Regions from separate parts of the Homo sapiens genome. Here region 1 is linked to region 2. Evidence: chromatin contacts called from ENCODE Hi-C data. All regions are on one chromosome and are shown on one strand. Each heading gives the region's core, a stretch centred on a gene start or an enhancer-like site at or near the end of the contact. The rest is flanking DNA. Distances are from core to core; before and after follow the strand shown. Region 1 overlaps PUDP (pseudouridine 5'-phosphatase). Region 2 overlaps P2RY8 (P2Y receptor family member 8).

Evidence for each region. Hi-C counts contacts between places; a loop is a spot of excess contacts on that map. Pooled maps may share reads with other maps.
Region 1: a loop to region 2 is called in a map with no recorded cell type, with 9 times the contacts of the local background. The contact joins two enhancer-like sites. A Hi-C loop is called at or near these places in 3 of 37 single-sample maps with no recorded cell type and 1 of 50 pooled maps.

The regions. Positions count from the first base shown.
Region 1 is chrX:7,107,178-7,114,043 of GRCh38, reverse strand. All of the region lies in intron 1 of PUDP (pseudouridine 5'-phosphatase), which reads left to right. Among named protein-coding and RNA genes, the nearest start is that of STS, 37 kb to the left of the region's middle. RefSeq lists enhancers at 3,013-3,262, 3,273-3,322, 4,593-4,642, 4,793-4,862. Within about 2 kb of position 3,688, at least 6 of the 41 ENCODE cell types and tissues checked have a DNase peak (open chromatin) inside an H3K27ac peak, as active enhancers do.
Region 2 is chrX:1,500,875-1,507,530 of GRCh38, reverse strand. All of the region lies in intron 1 of P2RY8 (P2Y receptor family member 8), which reads left to right. Among named protein-coding and RNA genes, the nearest start is that of P2RY8, 33 kb to the left of the region's middle. Within about 2 kb of position 2,315, at least 16 of the 41 ENCODE cell types and tissues checked have a DNase peak (open chromatin) inside an H3K27ac peak, as active enhancers do.

The DNA.
Region 1 (6,866 bases), core at 2,439-4,938, 5.6 Mb before region 2:
GAGCTAGCATACTCAGCCCCCTCAAGATGTGATGCTCTGTGCTGCCTCGGGACTCCATGGAGTCCCCACCAGCAAGAAGGCCCTCCCAAAATGTGTCCCCTCGACGTTGGACTTCTCAGTCCCCATAACTGTAAGAAATGAATGTCTTCATACATTACCACGTTTTAGGCATTCTGTTAATAAGCAGCAGAAAATGGAATAAGACAGAGTCCAAGAATATGTAGTTGGACAGCATCTCACTTCATACTGATGCTGCTGGTCCGGGGACCTCATTTCGAGAATCAAGGTGTTTAGGAAACAAGCAGTAGAATATCTTAGATGAACAATACTAGTGGTGTACATTTTAAATAAATTGAACAATTACTGATTAGCTACTATGTACTGTCAAAATGGTTCAGAAAAATGACACCACCACTTCTATCAAAATGTACTGGATGTTGGGTTTTTTAATTAAAGCAACTTCACTTTAAAATGTGGTTTTACACACATTCAAAACACTGCTGACCCTCTTTCCTCAGCTGCCATTAAGGTGCTTAGCCCTTCCGAGGAAGCTAAGGCCTTGTGAAGCTGTCACTCATTGGGTGACTAGCACCCTGCCCGGTGGCACCAGCCCCGCACTCGCCCACACCATGGCCTCCATCTTTGTTTGAGCTCACTTGCATCTACTCGGCCCTCATTCTACAGTGCAGTGTGGTGACCATCACATAAGACCGTCGCCCTCATTAAAGCAGCTAGTGTAAATGGTGAAACTTTTGGGCCTGACCTGTTTGCAAGGGCCTGGCCAGTGTCAACATCGGGAGCCTTTTTGGTAGCATGGGGGCTGGTGGACCTGTACCTACAGGCAGTTCTGCCCCTGTACCATTTCCCCAGCCAGAGTCAACATTGGGAACCTCCTCTGCAGCAGCATGGGGGCTGCTGGACCTGTACCTGTAGGCAGTCCTGCCCCTCCACTGCTGCCCCAGCTGAGCAGAAGGAAGTGCAAGCAAGGAAAGAAGCATCTGAGGGATCTACTTAGGACACGGGCTTTAATCTTTTTGAAGAAACCTCTTTTGTAACATGATCAGTGAAAAGCTGAACTCTTGGCTGGGCACCGTGGCTCACACCTGTAATCCCAGCACTTTGGGAGTCCATAGTGGGAGGATCACTCCAGGCCAGGAGTTCAAGACTAGCCTGGGCAACATAGGGAGACCGTGTCTCTACAAAAAAAATTAAAAATCAGCCTGGTGTGGTGGCGCACACCTGTAGCCCCAGCTACTTGGGAGGCTGAGGCGGGAGGATCACTTGAGCCCGGGGGGTCAGGGCTGCAGTGGGATGTGATCACCCTACTATACTCAGGTGAGACCTTGTCTCAAAAAGAAAAGCTGAACTCTTAAAACGTGCACACACACAGTCAGCTAACATCTTCATAACTGTCAGATTGTGACAATTTGATTCTAACTCAAGATCAGCCTTTCTTGTAGTTTATTTTGTGTCTTTAAGGAACTAGCCTATCTAACACAAAACACTGGCTTTAAGTTTTTTCTCTTTTTTGTAATTGGGAATAAAAATTATGCTCAAGATACATCAAGATTAGTTTTGGAGAAAAAAAGCATTAAGTAGATTCAGTTGTGCAAGATGCACAAAGTGTAACTTCATAAGTAAGCGGTCACAAACTCGGGTTCATAATCCGTTACCCAAAATCTATGGAGCCAGATGTATTTAAATATAGGTTATTTTTAAAAGGTATTAGAATTCATATGTTCCATGACACAGAACGTTCTCAGGCAGCACCCGTAATCAAATCCATTAGTATTTCTATAGGGAAGTGCTTGAAGAGTCGCACTAAGTATGATAAATGTGGACCATTAAAACCACCTCATGCTAGCCCAGTACAGATTTTGCAGTGTTTTCAGAAGCTTTTGGGTTATGGAATTGGGAACAGAGGCTGTGTTTGTTCCTCTGCAGCCCCGGCAATTAAGAAGTGTTTGTGAAGCTGGTTTAATGTGCCTAGCAGGTGTGATGTATTGGTGAATTCCAAATAATTGATAGTTTTGTTTGCTTTTTTTTTTTTTTAAGCAAAATATTTGGTAGGAGGCACTTTAGTTTCTCAAGTTCAATAGCTGTTTGCTCTTACTGGAGCGTTGCTGTTAAGGGAGACAGCAGATCTTGTCAATTCCCTATAACTCACGGTTAACAAAAGCATTCCCTAATGATTCCATATGTTGATGCTCAGAGGTAATTCTGGGCCAAGCGCTCAGAGCACAACACAGATTATTTCACTCCATGGACGCAACCGCCTAGAAGGTGTGTGGCATGACTACATCATTAGGATCCCATTTTAGAGGTGTGCAAGCCAAGGTCCAGCAGGCTTATAAGACCTGCAGTATGAATAGGATCCTCATTTTATAGGTGCTTTACCCAAGGCTGCTAGCTTCCAGAGTTTCCGGCTAGAAAGCTGCAGAGTTGGGGTTTCCCGAAAGACCACCAGGCTTTAGAGGACCTGGCTTCACTGCCTGGGCTGCCTGCCACCTCCCACACCTAAAGCATCTCCCCCCGCCCCACCCCACCCCCAGCTTTAAGGCCACCCCCGCTCTGCAGGTCAGCGGCTATTAAATACATTTCTCCAATAAACATCGTATGTTAGACAGGCTAAGAAACTTGTCCCAGGGCGTGCAGCTGAGCTGGGAGTTTTCTGCAGGTCTCTTGGGTCCCCAAAGCCCTAGGTCTTGTATGAACATGAGGGTAGGAGCAAAATCAGGCCTTCCCATGTGTATTAATGTTACTCTGTTCTCACACTGCTATAAAGAACTTCCCTGAGACTGGGTATTCTGTAGAGGAAAGAGGTTTAATTGACCCACAGTTCCACATGGCTGGGGAGGCCTCGGGAAACTTACAGTCATGGCAGAAGGGGATGGCAAGGCAGCAGGAGAAAGGGGCAAAGGAGGCACTTGCAAACACTTATAAAACCTTCAGATCTCACTATCACGAGAACAGCATGGGGGAAACCACCCCAACGATCCAATCACCTCCCTCCCTCCACACTTGGGGATTACAGTTCGAGATTGTCAGGCCTCTGAGCCCAAGCTAAGCCATCATATCCCCTGTGACCTGCACGTATACATCCAGATGGCCTGAAGCAACTGAAAAACCACAAAGTGAAAATAGCCACTTCCTGCCTTAATGGATGACACTCCACCATTGTGATTTGTTCCTGCCCCACCCTAACTGATTGACCTTGTGACACTCCTTCTCCTGGACAATGAGTCTCAGAAGCTCCCCCACTGAGCACCTTGTGACCCCCACCCCTGCCCGCAAGAGAACAACCCCCTTTAACTGTAATTTTCCACTACCTACCCAAATCCTATAAAACTGCCGCACCCCTATCTCCCTTTGCTGACTCCTTTTTCGGACTCAGTCTGCCTGTACCCAGGTGATTAAAAAGCTTTATTGCTCACACAAAGCCTGTTTGGTGGTCTCTTCACAGGGCTGCATGTAACAGATGAGATTTAGGTGGGGACACAGCCAAACCGTATCACCATATGTGCTTCTTAATGACAGTTGGCTCAAGGTGTTTTCCCCGTAAATAACGCAACTCACAGTTATAAAATTGAAGATAGGTCCCCATTTGCATGGTAAGCAGGTACAGCTCCCTGAGAGAGCAGTTGGGGAGAAACCCTCGCTTTTTATATCTTTGTTGGGTAAAACATCAACCACTGTGCCTCAGGGGCGGACTTAGTGAGCATTTAAGATACATTTTCAGTTATAAAATGTTACTTGATTTGCAGCAATTACCCAGTCTCCGCCTTAGACAGAAACTTAGAGGCCATCGGCCTAGACTTCCTCCAGGCACAGGGCTTCCATAACAGTTGAATTAATTTAAGCCTTAATGCCTCCCATAAGCCCCCGGGAACTCAGGCTGCCTCTGAGGATGAAAACACCCGCCAGTCTTTGGGCCCCAGCCTGGGGCACCCTGTAGCTTCTTCAGAGCTTCCACCTCCCTGCCAGGCTCTCCCCCTCCCCATGCTGCCCTTGCAGCTACTACAGAAGCTGCTCTCAACATGCCACACAGATTCCAGCTGGGAGGAGGGGAGTGGTCACAGTCACAAGGGATATTTTCTAATTCTCCTAAGGAGGGTAGTAGTGTATGTGGCCCTAGCATGTTAAAAACAATATGACCTTTCCTGGTAAAAAGGACCCTGAAGCAATGTTAAAGCTGCAAGCTTGTTAGTAAGCAGGGAAGAATATCCATCTGATGGCCCTAGTGCAAGTGTTTTATGCTCCTTTATTTTATTTCAGCATTTTTCCTTTCACAACGCTGTCCCTTTAAGTGTGCCATCATCAACAGCTGTAGTTATCATTTGATCTGAGGAGTTTAATTACTTGTTTAGATCCTTTCTTATTCCACGGATTTAGGATTATTTTATCTAAATGGTGAGGAAAAGTGTCTGTCTGCACAGTCCCCTACAGATTTATAATCCCACAGTTCTGTGTCTTTTAAATTAAAAGCTCCATGACATTTTAAGCTTTAAATAAACACTGTTGGAAGCATTTTTAGAGGATACAGCTGTTTTCCTGCCTTTGTCCACACTCCTTTCTTCCTGTTCGCACACTCGCCTTAGTCAGAGTTCCACGGAGCACCTCCATCGTCCTGCCTGCCCTCTGTTCTGTTCCTTCACTCGGCTTTTCAAACCCGACAGTGGTGTCTCACTTGTTCGATGCCTGCAGTTTCCTTTTGTCAATCTTCCTCTCTCAACTACTAGAACAAACACTCAAGGAAGTAAAATGTGCCGCCTCACTGCCAATCCGTCCATCTCCTTGCCCTGAGAGCCTTGGCTCTTTCTCCCCCTCACAGAGAAGAAGAAAATAAAAGGAGCGCTCATGCCTGGGTAACCCTCCCTTAGAGGAGGCTTTTCACCACTCAGCTGTTGAGGAGGAGGGTGGGCCAGCCCTTCCTTCTGTTCTGCAGCTTCTGTAGGGAGACCGAGTGCAGGATGGAATCCAGGAAGCCTTGAGTTACTCAGGTTGTTACTTGAACTTCGACTTCTACAAACCAGCCCAGACTTTTCTAAGAGTCCTGTCTTTTGTACTCTCCTAAAGGGCTTTGAGCCCTCCATTCAGGGATTGGGCCTTCACAGTCTGCAGTATCCAGAACGGTGGAGGTTCTGAGGTTTGTTTGGTGTGTTTTACAGCAAACTTAATAAAATACAGCTTGTGGCCAGGCGCAGAGGCTCATGCCTTAATCCCAACACTGGGAGACCGAGGCTGGAGAATCACTTGAGGCCACCAGTTTGAGACCAGCCTGGGCCACAGGGCAAGGCATCCCATGTCTACAAACAAAAAAATAAATGAAAAAAATACAGCTTGTGGTAGAAAAGCAAGGAGAAAAATATTATAGTGCTGAAAATGAAATGGCACCTGCAGATGCAGCTGTGGGTGGATTTGCCAAGAAAAGCAGAGAAAGAACAGAGGAGGGCTCTTCTTGTTGCTGTTAGCAGTCAAAACCAGAGTATCCATCAGGAGGTGGAGAAGCCAGGGGTCTTCTGCAGGGAAGAGGGCCACAGAGGGGGTCAGTGCACAGGGGGAGGAAGGAAGATGGGGAGTGCAGGGCAGGGGCCACCCAAAAGCCCAAGGAAGAGCCCAGTCCACAATAACCAGCCTCTCCTGGTCTCCAGTGTCCACAGGGTGGACTGGGCCCAGCCTCAGCCCCATCCCAGGAGGAAGAGCCAGAGAGTTCCCCAGGCAAGTGCAGTGAGCCCTGGGACCAGGAGAGAAGCGTGCACAGAGGCAAAGTCCACACCGTGGCAGCCAAAGCAGTCAGTGAGCCCAGTCCTCTGAGTATAAGGCGGCAAGAGCCCTAGCCGATGCTGCAGGTGCAGTCAAGAGATGCAGTTTGGATGCTGCTGAAGGAACATGATACAGGGCCACACGGAAAACTTTTTCTCAAGACAGCAGCACTCTGCCCTTGGTTCATTCAGGAATTTTGCATATAGGTGGTGGATATGATTGACTGCCCAGGCCTTGTGTCTACACAGATGACCATTCACCTTCTGTGAGAAAGATGCAGGAGACAAAGCACAGGTGGCCCTACCATTGCAGCGGCTCACAAGAGACCTTCCCGGCCTCCTCCATGTGTGACACAGCGAATCCTGCCGTGTGGTGCAGGCAGCTCTCTGCATGCCTATCTGGGAGGAGCAGATATTTTGGAGTTAAAACCTGCCCTAACTCTCTTTTTTTTGAAGACATAATTTCGCTCTTGTTGCCCAGGCTGGAGTGCAGTGGCACGATCTTGGCTCACTGCAACCTCCGCCTCTTGGGTTCAAGTGATTCTCCTGCCCCAGCCTCCTGAGTAGCTGGGATTACAGTCACATGCCACCATGCCCAGCTAGTTTTTTGTATTTTTAATACAGACGGGGTTTTGCCATGTTGCCCAGGCTGGTCTTGAACTACTGAGCTCGGGCAGTCCTCCTGCCTTGACCTCCCAAAGTGCTGGGATTATAGGCGTGAGCCACCGCGCCCGCCCCATAACTCTCCTTTAGTCGCAGTTCATACCTTGCCAACTTTCAAAACACATCGAGGCAATTACAGACAAGCATGCATACCTATGTGCATGTAAGCATGTGAACATACATAGGAGTATGAAGACTTACATGCCTCTTGGATACACATAGCCTTCTCTGTGCGTACACGTTACTTCCCTCAGTGTGTCCTGGGTCTCCCAGATACTATCTTACAGGGAAAAAAACTAGTATTTAGGGATGATTATTGTATTTGTTTATGTCATTGTGGGACAGTTAAAGGCCATTGAGATCGCCTGCTCTTTTCAGGACTTCTTGTTGGGTCCAGCTGTACAGATTCAAGGTAGACTACGTCCTGCTAATGCTGCTCCA
Region 2 (6,656 bases), core at 1,066-3,565:
AGCTCCGAACCACCGTCGGCGGTCACCGGGGATATGAGCGACAGCTTTTCTGGCTCAGTGATGATTTTCAGCTAGGAAGGCTTGGGTGGGGTCCTGGCGTGTCTCCCGGGACAACTCCTCATCCAACGAGAGATGAGGTTGACTATTTCCAGGACTCAGGAAGTAGTGGGTGCTGACTGACAGGTGTTCAAGGACAATGTGGAATGTCAGGTCTCATCTCGTCCGGTGAAATCTAGGGGACTTCATCTTGGACACGCACAGAGAGAGCAAGTGAGGACGCCTGCCCTGATCATGCCTCTGAACTTAGACCCTCCTTGCTTCGCTCAGAGGCAGCTGGGGGTGTTGCATGTACGCAAGGGCTTCGGGAGGCTTTTGGAAACAGTAGACCACGGAACTTTGGGGCCCATGAGGACTCCGATTTGAACAAACAGGGACCTGATACCTTGAGACTTGACCAGGTCTGAGTTATTCTTGGTGGCCAGCTCCTAGGACCCCTGAATCCATGGACTCCTAGGACCCGTCCATTGCCTACAGAAATGAAAATGGCCAGAAAGTGGCCGGGCGCGGTGGCTCACGCCTGTCATCCCAGCACTTTGGGAGGCCTAGGTGGGCGGATCACGAGGTCAGGAGATCGAGACCATCCTGGCTAACACGGTGAAACCCCGTCTCTACTAAAAATACAAAAATTAGCCGGGCGTGGTGGCGGGTGCCTGTAATCCCAGGTACTCGGGAGGCTGAGGCAGAAGAATCACTTCAACCAGGGAGGCAGAGGTTGTAGTGAGCCAAGATTGCGCCACTGCACTCCAGCCTGGGCGACAGAGCAAGACTCCATCTCAAAAAAAAAAAAAGAAAGAAAGAAAGTGGCCAGCAAGTGACAAACGTCCAAAATGTCCAGGGTCCCTCTGAGTCACGGAGCTCATGGTGATGTCGTCAAGATTCTGGTCAACGTGGTAGATACATCTTTACATCCAAACACCTCTCTCTCTCCTCTGCCTTCTTTCTTTCCTGGACTCCTGATACCCCCAGCTCAGGGCTGAAAAGGAAGCATTTTCTCAATGGAAAGGACAAAGAGGCAGTCTTCTCTCAGAAGAGACATCTCCATCTATAGCCTGGTGGGCCACACCAGTTCTGTCTAGAAGGACACAAACTTCTGTCTTCTTTTGTCTACCCAATTAGCCTCCTGGCTCATCTTAGAAGGGGAAGGGCACAGGGGAGCATGTTTTAAGAAGGAAATTAAGCATCAGGCATGGTGGCTCACACCCGTCATCCCAGCAGTTTGGGAGGCTCAGGCAGGCGGGTCGTCTAAGGTCAGGAGTTCGAGACCAGCCTGGCCAACATGGCAAAACCCCGTCTCTACTAAAAATACAAAAATTAGCCAGGTGTGGTGGCGGGTGCCTATAATCCCAGCTACTAGGGAGGCTGAGGCAGGAGAATCACTTGAACCCGGGAGGCGGAGCTTGCAGTGAGCCAAGACTGTGCCACTGCACTCCAGCCTGGGTGACGGAGTGTGACTCTGTGTCAAAAAAAAAAAAAAAAAAAAAAAGAAGAAAGAAATTAAGATGCTTTGTTCAATGTAAAAAAGATATTCTTTTGTTACAAAGTTTAGAAATGGGAAATGATTTTTAAAAATGCAATACTCAAGGAATTTTACACAGGGGTAGAAATGGAAACTCTACTTGCAAGTCCTCCTCCTGGATTCTTTTGTTTTTTGTTTTTTGTGTTTTATTGTTTGTTTGTTTTTGAGACGCAGTCTTGCTCTGTCGCCCAAGCTGGAGTGCAATGGCGCCATGTCGGCTCACTGCAACCTCCGCCTCCCTGGTTCAAGCGATTCTCCTGCCTCAGCCTCCCGAGTAGCTGGGATGACAGGCGCCCGCCACCACACCCAGCTAAGTTTTATATTTTGAGTAGAGATGGAGTTTCACCATGTTGGCCAGGCTGGTCTCCAACTCCTGACCTCAGGTGATCGACCCGCCTCGGCCTCCCAGAAGGCTTTTTGTATCTTCCGAAGCTAGTGGATAATATTCTGAAATTGTTGATGAGACACCTAGCTTCATCTTCAGTTGTCTGCAGACACTCATCCAGTGCCTCCATGTGGAGTGGTTCCATTTTTCAGCCCTGTCCTTGCTGGCCACGAGGAAACTCAGTCCATGGACACTATCTGTGGTCATTAAGACGCCAAGGCCAACGGAAAGGCCGGTGACGAGGCCCTCTGTTGCTTCCTTCTCAGAAAGATAAAGATCTGCTTTCCACAGTCTCATCCGTTTTTGTGATGGGCAAGTGGCCAGAGTACCACGTCAGTCACAGAAACCCAGCTCAGGTCCTCTGAGACGCCCTGATTCACGTTTCCAATTTGAGGTTGAGCATGAGATTTTCTTCCTTTTTTTTTTTTTTTTGAGACAGAGTCTCTCTCTGTCACCCAGGCTGGAGTGCAGTGGTACGATCTCGGCTCACTGCAACCTCTGCCTCCCGGGTTCACGCCATTCTCCTGCCTCAGCCTCCCAAGTAGCTGGGACTACAGGCGCCTGCCACCACGCCCGGCTAATTTATTTTTGTATTTTTTTTAGTAGAGACAGGGTTTCACCGTGTTAGCCAGGATGGTCTCGATCTCCTGACCTTGTGATCCACCCGCCTCGGCTTCCCAAAGTGCTGGGATGACAGGCGTGAGCCACCACGCCTGGCCAATGCCCGGCTAATTTTTGTATTATTAGTAGAGACAGGGTTTCAGCATGTTGGCCAGGCTGGCCTCGAACTCCTGACCTCAGGTGATCCGCCCGCATCAGCCTCCCAAAGTGCTGGGATTACAGGCGTGAGCCACAACACCCGACCTAATTTTGTATTTTTAGTAGAGATGGGATTTCACCATGTTGGCCAGGCTGGTCTCAAACTCCTAACCTCAAGTGATCCACCTGCCTCAGACTCCCAAAATGCTGGGATGACAGGCATGAGCCACTGCACCCAGCCTGATCAGTTTTGACCACAGAGAACATTTCAACAGAGGGAAGTTTCCAGCACGTGGGATCCTTATGGTAGCAGGAAGTGAAACCTATGTTTAAATTTCAACACATGAACTGTTTTGCTGTCATGAGGTGGACAGGGTCACCACTAAAAGGCTTTCAAATCCAGGTCTACATCACATCAGGAGGCAATAAGATTGAAACAGAAGCTTCAAGGGGGGCAAAGAAGCATGTGGAATTCCCAAATCTTTTTTTTTTTTTGACACAGAGTCTTGGTCTGTTGCCCAGGCTGGAGTGCAGTGGCGCCATCTCGGCTCACCGCAACCTCCGCCTCCCGGGTTCCAGCGATTCTCCTGCCTCAGCCTCCCGAGTAGCTGGGACTACAGGCGCCTGCAACTACGCCCAGCTAATTTTTGTATTTTTAGTAGAGACGGGGTTTCATCATATTGGACAGGCTGGTCTCGAATTCCTGACCTCATGATCCGCCCGCCTCGGCCTCCCAAAGTGCTGGGATTACAGGCGTGAGCCACCACGTCCAGCAGAATTCCCAAATCTTTAAAGACAGTTCCTTTACAGGTTATTTAAGTGGATAATTGCCTGTAAAACACCAACATGATTACAGTCTATTCAGTTCCTCCAGAACAGCGACAAAGCAGCTGTGTTTGGTTTTTCTTGTTTTTTGTTTTGTTTGAGACTAAGTCTCACCCAGGCTGGAGTACAGTGGCATGATCTCAGCTCACTGCAACCTCTGCCTCCCGGGTTCAAGTGATTCTCCTGCCTCAGCCTCCTGATTAGCTGGGACTACAGGTGCCTGCCACCATGCCCAGCTAATTTTTGTATTTTTAGCAGAGACGGGGTTTTGCCACATTGGCCAGGCTGTTCTCGAACTCCTGACCTCAGATGATCCACCCGCCTCGGCCTCCCAAAGTGCTGGGATTACAGGTGTGAGCCACCACACCTGGCTAATTTTTGTATTTTTAGTAGAGACGGGGTTTACCACGTTGGCCAGGCTGGTCTCGAACTCCTGACCTCAGGTGATCTGCTCGCCCTGGCCTCCCGAAGTGCTGGGATGACAGGTGTGAACCACTACGCCCAGCTGGCAGTTGTATTTTAAGTAACAAAGCTCGTGGCATGTCAGAAAGTGCCTGCATCTTTCAAACTTGTTCAGTAGTAACATTAAAATTATTTTAGGGGTGCAGAGACAAAGCCATTTCTGTGAGTCCCCTGAGGCTGACACAAAAAATGCCACAAACTGGGGAGTTCGACAACAGGAATTTACTTTCTTACAGTTCCGGGGGCCAGAAGTCTGAGATCAAAATGTCTCAGGTCCGTGCTCCCTCAAGGAGCTCTAGGGGAGGGTCCTTCCTGTCTCTCCCAGCTCCTGGGGGCTCCAGGCATCCCTGGGCTTGTGGCCGCGTCATTCCAGGCTCTGTCTCCGTCTCCACGTGGCCTTCTCCTCTGTGTCTGCGTCTCCTCTTCTGTCTTTTACCAGGGCACCTGTCATTGGATTTAGGGCCCAGCCTAATCCAGGAGTATCTCATCTTGAGATCCTTAACTCATTAAATCTGCAAAGTTCTTATTTCCAAATAAGGTCTCATTCCAGGTTCTGGGCTCTAGGATATGGACATATCTTTCCAGGATCCGCTGTTCAACCCATTACAATTGGATCCAGTTCCCTCCGGAGGCTCCTTCCTGTCTCTCCCAGCTCCTGGGGGCTCCAGGCATCCCTGGGCTTGTGGCCGCGTCATTCCAGGCTCTGTCTCCGTCTCCACGTGGCCTTCTCCTCTGTGTCTGTGTCTCCTCTCCTGTCTCTTAGAAGGACACCTGTCATTGCATTTAAGGCCCACCCAGACAATGCAGGATTATTTTCTCTCAAGATCCACAACGGAATGAATCTGCAAAGACCCTCTTTTCCAAATGAAACCCCCTCCCCAAATAGCAGGGCTCAGGACACGGACATATCTCTGGGGGCCACCATCCAACCCAGCATGGGAGGCCCTCGATCTGGGTTTGCAGGTGGGGAAGGCTGCTGAGAGTAGGGACAGGGGCGGCTCACGTGGCAGCCAGCACAGGGGCTCTTCGGCAAAGCGTGTTGCCGGGAGGCAAACAGGGTCCCCAGAGAGTCAGTAGAAAGAGGAACCTGGCTCGCAGCGGGGTCCTGTCCCTGGCTGAGTGTCACCAACACTCACTCTGTGTTCGAAGTGGGGGAGGGAGGGGAGGAGGTTTGCCACCCCCACCCCTGCCCCCCGGGAGGACATGACCAAAACAGAGATAAGCAAATCCATGTTCTTGCTCGTGTATCTTCAGTGATGTGGTCCCACTCCTCATAAACCTAGACAGGACTTTATTTCCAAATAGAAAAATGAGGCCAGGCGTGGTGGCTCACGTCTGTCATCCCAGCACTTTGAGAGGCCGAGGTGGGTGGATCACCTGAGGTCAGGAGTTCAAGACCAGCCTGGCCACCACAGTAAAACCCTGTGTCTACTAATAATACAAAAATGAGCTGGATGTGGTGGCACACGCCTGTAGTTCCAGATATTCAAGAGGCCGAGGCAGGACAATCGTTTGAACCCGGGAGGCGGAGGTTGCAGTGAGGCAAGATCACAGCGCTGCACTCCAATCTGGGTGACAGAGCGAGATTTCGTCTCAAAAAATAATAATAATAATCAATAAAAATGAAAACTCGCCGGGCGTGGTGGCTCATGCCTGTAATCCCAGCACTTTGGGAGGCCGAGACAGGCAGATCACAAGGTCCAGATATCGAGACCATCCTGGCTAACACGGTGAAACCCCATCTCTACTAAAAATACAAAAAATTAGCCGGGCGTGGTGGTGCGCGCCTGTAATCCCAGCTACTCGGGAGGCTGAGGCAGGAGAATCACTTGAACCCGGGAGATGGAGGTTGCAGTGAGCCAAGATCGCACCACTGCACTCCAGCCTGGGCAACAGAGTGAAACTTTGTCTCAAATAATAATAATAATAAAAAATAAAAATGAAAACTAAGACGGGGCAATATAGTGAGACCCCTATGTCTACAAAAATAAATAATTAGCCAGCCATGGTGGTGAGCACCTGTGGTCCCAGCTGCTCAGGAGGCTGAGGTGGGAGGATCGGTTCAGGCCAGGAAGTTGAGGTTGCAGTGAGCTATATAATGTCACCATGGCACTCTAGCCTGGGGCAACAGAGCAAGACCTTATGTCTCCATAAATAAATACAGAAAAACGAAAGTGAAAATGAAAACGCATCAGAAAGTCAAACACAGGCCAAAAGTCTGCAAAGCACCGTCACAGGGATGCACAGAGTGCTTCCAGGGGTCTGATATTTACGTCCCTTGAAGTCGGACCGAAAACATTCAGATGTAAGCCTGGACATGGTATCTGAGAAGACACAGCCACCTCCTTCCAAGACGTAGTTCACAAGAGGGCCCTGGGACTCTCCGGCCAGCTCTGTGAGCTTTGGAAGATGGGCGTAGAGTCTGTCACAGGAAGGAAGGCTGGATAGCAGCCCTGTGGTAAAGTTAAAAGGTCAGGCTTAAAAATCCCCACCTCTCCCAGGACAGAACCGAGAGATTCAGGCCACCCTGGGCCAGACAGGCGGCCCCAGCTGCTTGGCCTGGAAAACCACCCAGGGGATTGTAATGGGTCATTTCCCTCTGGCGGGGAGGTTGTGTCTCCCAGAACCTCGGAGCCTGGGTGCTGCTGG